Regions from separate parts of the Homo sapiens genome. Here region 2 is linked to region 1. A link is a contact called in ENCODE Hi-C or POLR2A ChIA-PET data. All regions are on one chromosome and are shown on one strand. The core of a region is the stretch at or near the end of the contact, and the rest is flanking DNA. Distances in the headings are between cores, read along the strand shown. Region 1 holds the start of LINC02384 (long intergenic non-protein coding RNA 2384). Region 2 holds the start of IL26 (interleukin 26).

Evidence for each region. A loop is a pair of places that touch in the nucleus more often than their neighbours do. ChIA-PET counts read pairs that join two places held with the same protein, here RNA polymerase II (POLR2A). Pooled maps may share reads with other maps.
Region 2: a loop to region 1 is called in a pooled map, with 4 times the contacts of the local background. The contact joins the promoter of IL26 here to the promoter of LINC02384 in region 1. A Hi-C loop is called at or near these places in 1 of 168 maps with a recorded cell type or tissue (naive thymus-derived CD4-positive, alpha-beta T cell), 3 of 37 single-sample maps with no recorded cell type and 5 of 50 pooled maps. POLR2A ChIA-PET finds 5 or more read pairs at or near these places in 2 of 52 experiments (AG04449 and T-cell).

Annotation. Positions count from the first base shown.
Region 1 is chr12:68,449,336-68,453,598 of GRCh38, reverse strand. LINC02384 (long intergenic non-protein coding RNA 2384) reads left to right here and starts at 2,115. Exons shown (of 4, transcript NR_120458.1): 1 at 2,115-2,232. RefSeq lists enhancers at 1,727-1,866, 1,927-2,256.
Region 2 is chr12:68,224,071-68,228,333 of GRCh38, reverse strand. It overlaps IL26 (interleukin 26), which reads left to right and starts at 2,524. Exons shown (of 5, transcript NM_018402.2): 1 at 2,524-2,748; 2 at 2,834-2,890; 3 at 3,051-3,185. The coding sequence starts at 2,578.

The DNA of each region.
Region 1 (4,263 bases), core at 866-3,365:
TTGGTTAAACACTGGAAGAAAGAAACAAATCACAGGAAACTAATTTCTCAAAATTACTGCATGAACACAAGACACTGTGGTTCTTAGTGTGATCAGCACCACTCACATGGGTGTCTGGAAATGTGGGGGCAGTCCTTAGGTTGTCAGGATTCTGAAGGTATCATGCAGTTATAGTGTGTGGTAGACAGGGACGTCAAACACCTTGCAGAAAGTAGGACCGTTCTGCACCCTGCAGGGGCCCAATAAGGGAAGCAGCACCTGGAAAACATGGACCCAGATGCCAGATTGAGTTCCAACTTGCCTCCACCTTTTACTAACTGAGTAAATCTTTCTCATGTTAACTATGTGCCCTCTCCACTCCTGGCACATGGTTAGTGCCCAAAAGCATCAGCTCATAATTACTATCCTCTAGAAAAGTGTCCCCCATGGCAAGACATGATCTTTGCGGAGTGAGAGAACTTACTAGACTAACAGTAACAGTGTAAAAATCAAGGTGTAATGAACATACAGAGTGGAATAATAGATATTGGAAACTCCAAAAGATAAGAGGGTGGGGTGGGAGTGGGGATGAGGGATGAGAAATTACCTGTTGGGTGCAATGTACAGTATTTGGGTGATGGGTACACAAAGAGCCCAGACTTCACCACTACACAATATATCCATGTAACAAAACTGTACTTGTATTCCCTAAGTCTAAAAAAAGAAACCAAAACTAAAAAAAAAAAAAAAAAAAAGAGAATCAAGGTGTGTCCCAAAACAGTGCTTCTCAAACCTTAATGTGCTTACACATCTCCTAGAAATCTTGTTAAAATGCAGATTCTGATTCGAGGGGGGGCTAGGATGGGACCAGAGTGTCTGCATTTCTGATAAGCTCATGATCCCAGAGCTGCTGTTGGGTACCAAAGTTCTAAAGTACCTTGAGGGAGAAGCCAACTTAATAAGTGAAATAATGAAGCATTTATTACATATCTACTATATAACTTAAATGACAAAAATAGAGTAATGGAGGTTGGATATAAGGAGTATAGAATTTGATTTCTTCACAGAAGGAGCTTCCATCTGCTTTGCCACTTTTATCTGAGAGACAAAGAGAGAGAGCACACAGATTTTCCATAGATAACTATATTTTTCAAGGGAAAAAGGCAGAGAGGTATTTCTTATGTGTGTTTCCTCACACAAAAAGGCCATTTTGGGTCCCCAAATAATTTTAGAGGAGGTATTATAACTAAATAAAGGAAAAACTTGGCAGCCATTCTTGGATGCAGGGTGTAAGCCTTGCATATCTCAGAACTAGTACGAATGGTGTGCATTTGGGTGTTTCTCTGTGTGTGCAGTTTTACATGTCTGTGTATGAGCTGGAAAGTGTATTGGGCCATTGCCAGGGAATTGATTTCTTAAACATCACTAGAGAAGAGGGATATTTTCCCTGATAAAGATTAAAGCGTTAAGTTAAGGGGCAGGAATTCCTAAGGCAGCCTTGACTAGGAACTTTGCATATTACAGGCAGTCGATGTTATTTGAACGTATTCATTGAGAGAAGAGACTACTCATTATCCACTTAAAATACTTCCTGGCTGCAGCATGGTGTTGTACGGAAGCCAAAGCAATTGGCTTTGCATTTGGCCAGCTGATTTAGCAAGAAATTTCGCAAATGATGCAGTCCTTACAGATGGTGCTGTTGGGTTTTTTAGAATGTTTTAAAACACTGATGGATTTGACCATGAACTGAATTTCCAGTCTCTTAGATTCACCTCCAGCCACCCCTTGACGATCTCCAAGGCAACTGGAGACAAGGAGCAGACCTTTTCTGCAAACTTATGATGAATGATTTCCTTTAAAAACTACTCGCATAATAAAAATGTTTTGGTGTAAACTTGGCCAAGGGGAACTCTTGAAACTTTCAGTTTCTTTGCCTAACTCTGAGTTGCTTGAGTCACATTTTTGCATGGTTCTTGATTGACTTTCTGGTGCTCTGCCTGGAGGTCTTTGCTTATCTGTGAGTTGCCTGAGTCACATTTTTACATGGTTCTGGTGCTCTGCCTGCAGGTCAAGAAGGAGCCAGTATCTCCAGGAGGAGTGAGAGAGTGCTCTGCCAGTGTGAAGTGTGAATCCTTGAGAGGCTGTGGCAAGGGTCCATGCCTGAATGTGTAGAACAAGAACAGCTGGAGGCTGTGGCTTTCTCCAGGAAGAGGTTTCTAAATCTGCCTCTTAGAAGATATCAGAAAGTTAAAGGTACTGTACCATCTTCACAGGCCGAATTCTTACTCAGATCTTTACAACAGGGACTGGTCCTGATCTTTGCTGTTGATTGCTTTCTTGTTTTCTTGGTTTCTATTTGAATCGTCACCTTTTATTCGTCTTCCTTGGTGCCTTTTGGTTGTGCTTATTTCGGCTTTATGTAAGCAGCATCTCTGGATGCATAAATGAGGCAGATAAAATTCCCCAGGGTGACTGATCTGCCCTTCATCTATTTTGAGCACTGCAGAGAAGTTACCATGGCCCACAGCATAACTCAATCACTGTAAGCCAGTGAGCACATTCTGAGTTTTTTTTTTTTTAAATAACCTTTCCTGGAGGCATTTGGCATAAGCTAAGCTTAAAGGCACATGATTCAATCATTGATTATTCAAGACATGTCATACTTAGGCTTTTCTAATAACCATATTGTCACTGTCAACTAGATATTGAGCTCTGGTTTCTAATTTTGCACTGGAAGCTGTACAAAGTCTATTGTGTTCTGTGTGTGTGTGTGTGTGGCTCTGGCAATGCAGAAATGGCAACAAGGAAGTATCTAGCACCCATGAAAAGACTGAAGAACACCAATTTGCTTTCTCTCAGTCAAGCCATCTTTCTTAAGACAACCCTTGTCCTGTAGCTTGAACTGTTTAATCCTTGTATATCTTCCATCCCTTCCACCCTTAGGGAACCTCCATAAGGTGAGGACAATGTGTCTTTTTTACCACCTGCTATTGTCTAAATGTTAGTGTCCCCCTCAAATTCATATGTTGGAACTAATACCCAATGTGATAGTATGAAGAGGTGAGTCCTTTTGGGAAGTGATTAAGTCATGGATCAGTGCCTGTGTTAGTCAGGGTTCTCTAGAGGGACAGAACTAATAGGATATATATATATAAAACAAACTCATATATATATATATATATATATATATATATATATATGAGTTTGTTAAGGATATGTAATAGGATATATATATATATATAAAAAACACATTCATATATATATATAAAACACATTCATATATATATATATAAAACACATTCATATATATATATATATATATATATATATATATATATATATGAGTTTGTTAAGTAGTATTAACTTATACGATCATGAGGTCCCATACCAGGCTGTCTGCAAGCTGAGGAACGAGGAAGCCAGTCCAAGTGCCAAAGCTGAAGAACTTGGAATTCAATGTTCAAAGGCAGGAAACATCCAGCAGTGGAGAAAGATTTAGGCTGGGAGGCTAGGTCAGTCTAGCCTTTTCACATTTTTCTGCCTGCTTTATATTCTGGCCACACTGGCAGCTGATTAGATGGTGCCCACCCAGATTAAGGGTGGGTCTACCTTTCCCAGCCCACTGACTCAAATGTTAATCTCCTTTGGCAACACCCTCACAGACACACCCAGGATTAATCCTTTGCATCCTTCAATCCAATCAAATTGACACTCAGTATTAACCATCACAGTGCCCTCTTAAAAGAGGTGCCTTGCCCTTACTGCCATTTGGTAATATAACAAGAAGGCACCAGTTTTGAAGCATAGAGCAAGTCCAGACACCAAGTCTGCTGTTACCTTGATCCTAGACTTTCCACTCTCCAGAACTGTAAGCAATACATTTCTGTTATTTATAAATTACCCATTTAAGGTATTTTGTTATAGTAGCCTGAACAGACTAAGATATCACCATACCTCTGTAGTTTAGCACAGGGCTTAAGCTTAAGGCAGCATTTATTCATTGGTTCATTGATTTATCAGTTCATTTAACAAGCGTTTATTGGTAAACACCAACATTCCAGCTTGTCTTGGAATGAAGTTTCCCCATCTTTGATAGGAATACATGCTTATCACTTCCATGTTTGCTCTGAGAGCTCCCCTATACCTCCTCTACTTCTTGGAAGCATGCTCCTCTAAGGTTGTTAGCTCTGCCCTCCTATCCAGATTTGTTCTTTTCCTTTGCATCTGCAGAATCAGCACTATTTCTATAACAAAGTGGTTCCCCTTACTTCTGAATATCACTGG
Region 2 (4,263 bases), core at 1,275-3,774, 230 kb after region 1:
AAAAATTAGCTGGGCATCAGGGTGCGTGCCTGTAGTCCCAGCTACTCTGGAGGCTGAGGCAGGAGAATCACTTGAACCTGGGAGGCAGATACTGCAGTGAGCTGAGATGGTGCCACTGCACTCCAGCCTGGTGACAGAGCGAGACTCCGTGTCAAAAAAAAAAAAAAAAAAAGATACTCATGAAAGCGATATAATAAATATACATTCAGTGAAGCAGAGAATTATCTTTTCAGTTGGTGCTCCTACAGTATTATGCATTTATTCTAATGGCTCTTCTGTTATTTAGGACACTTTGGGGGCTCCTCTTTGGAACTGTGTTCAGGGCCCATGTTTTGAACGTCCTTTTTAGTGGCCACTATTTACTCTTTGAGATCAGATCTTCCTGCTTATCAAAGGACCCTAATGAGGCAGGTTTGCTGACTAAGATGGAGGATGACTGTGATCCAGTGGGTGATATGGTCATTCATACAGAAATGGCCACAGTTTTCTTGAGTTGGCTGCAAACCAAAGCAGAGGCATTCTAGGACTATATATGGATTTTCCTTGTGTGATGATGATTTGAGGGATGTAAGGTATTTATGGAAATGTAACTACCAGAAGTTAAAAAATAGCCAGAACCCACATCAACTTAATTTATCAATATTAGCCACTTGAGTTATCAATATTAGCCACAAGTTTTGTTGGTACACACCAGGGATCTGAAATTGGCTGCTCACGGCAGTATATGGCTCTGGGAGGTGTTTTGTGTCATCCTTTTATTGCACTCTGTGTTTATAGCACAGTGTGTTAACAGGCTATGTGATTAGACAGACTTTAAGACTGGTGACCATATAAGCATATTAGCCGCAATTATCTGGTATCTACCCACCCAGTGTGTTTGTATTAATCCTCGCCCTCTAAGGGCATTTGAGCTTTTGATCCCTCCAAGTTCACACTGTTTCTTTCCAAAGGAACTTATAATACTAGGCATTCCTCTGCTCAAATAAATAAATAAATAAATAAATAAATCCCTTTGTGTATTTCATGTCCTAGTTCAAACATCCTTTCAGCCACTCCCAACTGAAACGACTTCTTTCTTTTTCTGAATTTCATAAAATTTCAGTGAACTTCACTCAGCACTCCCAGTCAGCTGACTTCTGCTATAGTTTTTTTGTGAATAGTTCTCATCTCAATTGATAGGGTGTGTCGTTACCAGTGATCTTGCTCCTGGGGAAATAAGGCTTGGATTCTTCCAAGAGATCCACTCATGTTTTGAAACAGCAGACATCAGTCCAAGCATTTTTCTTATTTTCCCTTTTTCTTCTTGGTTGTTTTTTTTTTGTTTTTTTTTTGTTTTTTTTTTGTTTTTTTGACAGCCCTGCTTGCTTTCATTTGGAATTTAGTCTTGGGTTCTGATGCTTGTTATTGACTGACTAGTTTTGATGACTCTCTTAACTCACAACCAGATTTCTAGTGTTGACTTATCCCTGATACACATTAACTCTATTCATTCTAGGCTTTAGTGACCTATCTCTGCTTCTCAGAATATGACTCTGGGCTGCCCTCTTCTTATATTGGGGCTGCTACCCAGAATGAGCCATATTTACTGTCTAGGAAGAACTGGGACAGAAATGAGGATGGGAGTTTATGGAGAATCCTCCTTGGTGGCTCCCTCATACCTAGCACTGGTTTTTGTGTAGGCAAGTCTTTAATAAAAATGTGTGAATGGAAGAAATTTAAAAAATAAAGCAGTTATGGTAGCACGTCATGATGTGACAAAAGTATTTACTCAATTAATAATGGATGCACTTCTTTAGATGAGGTGCCATGGTAGATGCTGTATTCAAAGGTGAAAATATACGGTCTCTTTCTTCAAGGAATTTGCACTCTCCTGGAAGTTGGGAGTTATAAGGAAAGTCTGAGTGGTAAATTTGGACAGAGATGACAGAGAACTTATTACATTGTGGACCTTAGTCCCAGGTCCAGTTCCAAACATATCTTGAATATGTTAAGGGGAGTTACTGTTTCTGCACTGGAAATGTTCTCGCTGCTATCTGCAGAATAATGGCCTCTGGGGGAAGCTGGGTGAAGGATGTGGCAAGCAATAAACACAAGACCCATTTGAATCGTGAGCAGATTTCCTGGGGCTGCCCATTTCTACCCCCTTGTTAAATTTTTTCTGGGATTCTGGTTAGAAAAGGAGATTTTTCACATGGGGTTTAAAAAATTATGACACAGCCCCCTGGAAATCATCCTGTTTTTATTGGCATGCCTTTTAAAATAATGCAAGCTGCTGTGATAGGCAACTGAAATTCTGAATTCTTTTGGAAATGAGAACGCAATCTTACCAGTAAGGCTGAGCTTTTAAATAATGTCAGTTGATGGTGTGATCAGCGTTTTTTGACTATGAAGCAAGCTCTTAAAAAAATAGAACAACCAAAGTGATCTTCCTCTATATAAACTGTAAATTATCTTTCACAGCACCTCATTGGACTGGTGGCTTTGAGGGCTACATTAAGTAGGTTATCCTCTCATCTAACCGGCATTAGTATCTCTTGGGCTGCTGTGAGTGACACACGCTGAGTGGGGTGAAGGGAAATGCTGGTGAATTTCATTTTGAGGTGTGGGTTGCTGTTAGTCACTCTGTCTCTTGCCATTGCCAAGCACAAGCAATCTTCCTTCACCAAAAGTTGTTACCCAAGGGGAACATTGTCCCAAGCTGTTGACGCTCTCTATATCAAAGCAGCATGGCTCAAAGCAACGATTCCAGTAAGTATTAGGCTCTGCTTAAAATCATGACCTCAAGGACATTTACAATCTTGGATACAACTTATTTCTCTTTGTATTATTGTAGGAAGACCGCATAAAAAATATACGATTATTAAAAAAGAAAACAAAAAAGCAGTTTATGGTAAGTCAGAAAGTCTTCTTCTTTTTTACATTTCCACTTATTTGATGTTTATTTCCCCCTGCATTTAAATTTTTTTCAGAGAGTAATTAAGTAATGATCGGGGGACATTAAAAAACGATTCATAATTTACCATATGCAATTTCTTGTATCTTATTTTTAGAAAAACTGTCAATTTCAAGAACAGCTTCTGTCCTTCTTCATGGAAGACGTTTTTGGTCAACTGCAATTGCAAGGCTGCAAGAAAATACGCTTTGTGGAGGACTTTCATAGCCTTAGGCAGAAATTGAGCCACTGTGTAAGTATACACAACAAATACTGTGCATTTGATCCTAGAAACCTGTTTAGAAGTCAGCATGTAAGAATCTGTCTCACACCAAAGGGTGAGTAAAACGAGCTTTGTAATTGTTGGCTTGTAGTCCAAATGGAGAGGTCATCACCAGGGAAATAGCATTAAATAACTGTACATTACTCAGAATGCTGCTATTTATTATTTCTTAAAGAATGGCTCATAAAACACACTGAAGAGAGCTAAAGTAACATGACATGGTTTTCAAATAAATACTTTAAAATCATTCTCTCATTATGTGATTCCCAAGTAATCCATTCATCCATTTAATATTTCTTGAGTACCAACTTTGTGCCAAACACTATTCTAAGTCTCTCTTTCTCTCCCTTCCTCCCTCTCTCCCTCTCTCCCTTCTTCCCTCCCTCCCTCCCTTCCTTCCCTCTCCCTCCCTCCCTCTCCCCTTTCTCTTCCTCCACCCTCCTTCCCTCCCTCTCTCTTTCTTTCTTTTCCTTCCTTCCTTCTTTCTTTACTTCCTTTTCTTTCTTTCTCTCTCTCTTTCCTTCCTTCCTTCTTTCCCATAACAATAATAACTAACTGATGCCCTTTTTCTTATTTACTTATGTTTTTAAAAAAATATTTGTGCCCCTTTTAAGGCATAATCTCAGTAAAAAACTTAAAAAGGGATAGACATGCCTTCTTTGGTACCTAAATTATTTGATGCCTCAGTATGGTCACTGTCATAGCAAGCAGTGGAGAATTAATTAAGAAGGTAAAAGTGATCACATTTCTATGAAAAATTCCACAGCAATAAAGACCAGTGCAGAAAACAAAACAAAACAAAACAAAACAAAACAAAACAAAACAAAACAAAAACACTGAGCCAGAATCTGTGCAATGTTAGTCGAGTTGCCTCTGTGGGGAATATTGAAGCTTTTCTGTGCCCTTGGTTGGGGTCCAAGTATGCTTTCTCCAGCCTCCTGCAGTTGTAGCTTGCAGATGGTACAAAGGTTGGGTTGGGAGCCTTATTGCAATCCTTGGGAAGCCAGTTGGAAAGGAGCTCTTCATCCTGGGCATCATGGTCACTGAG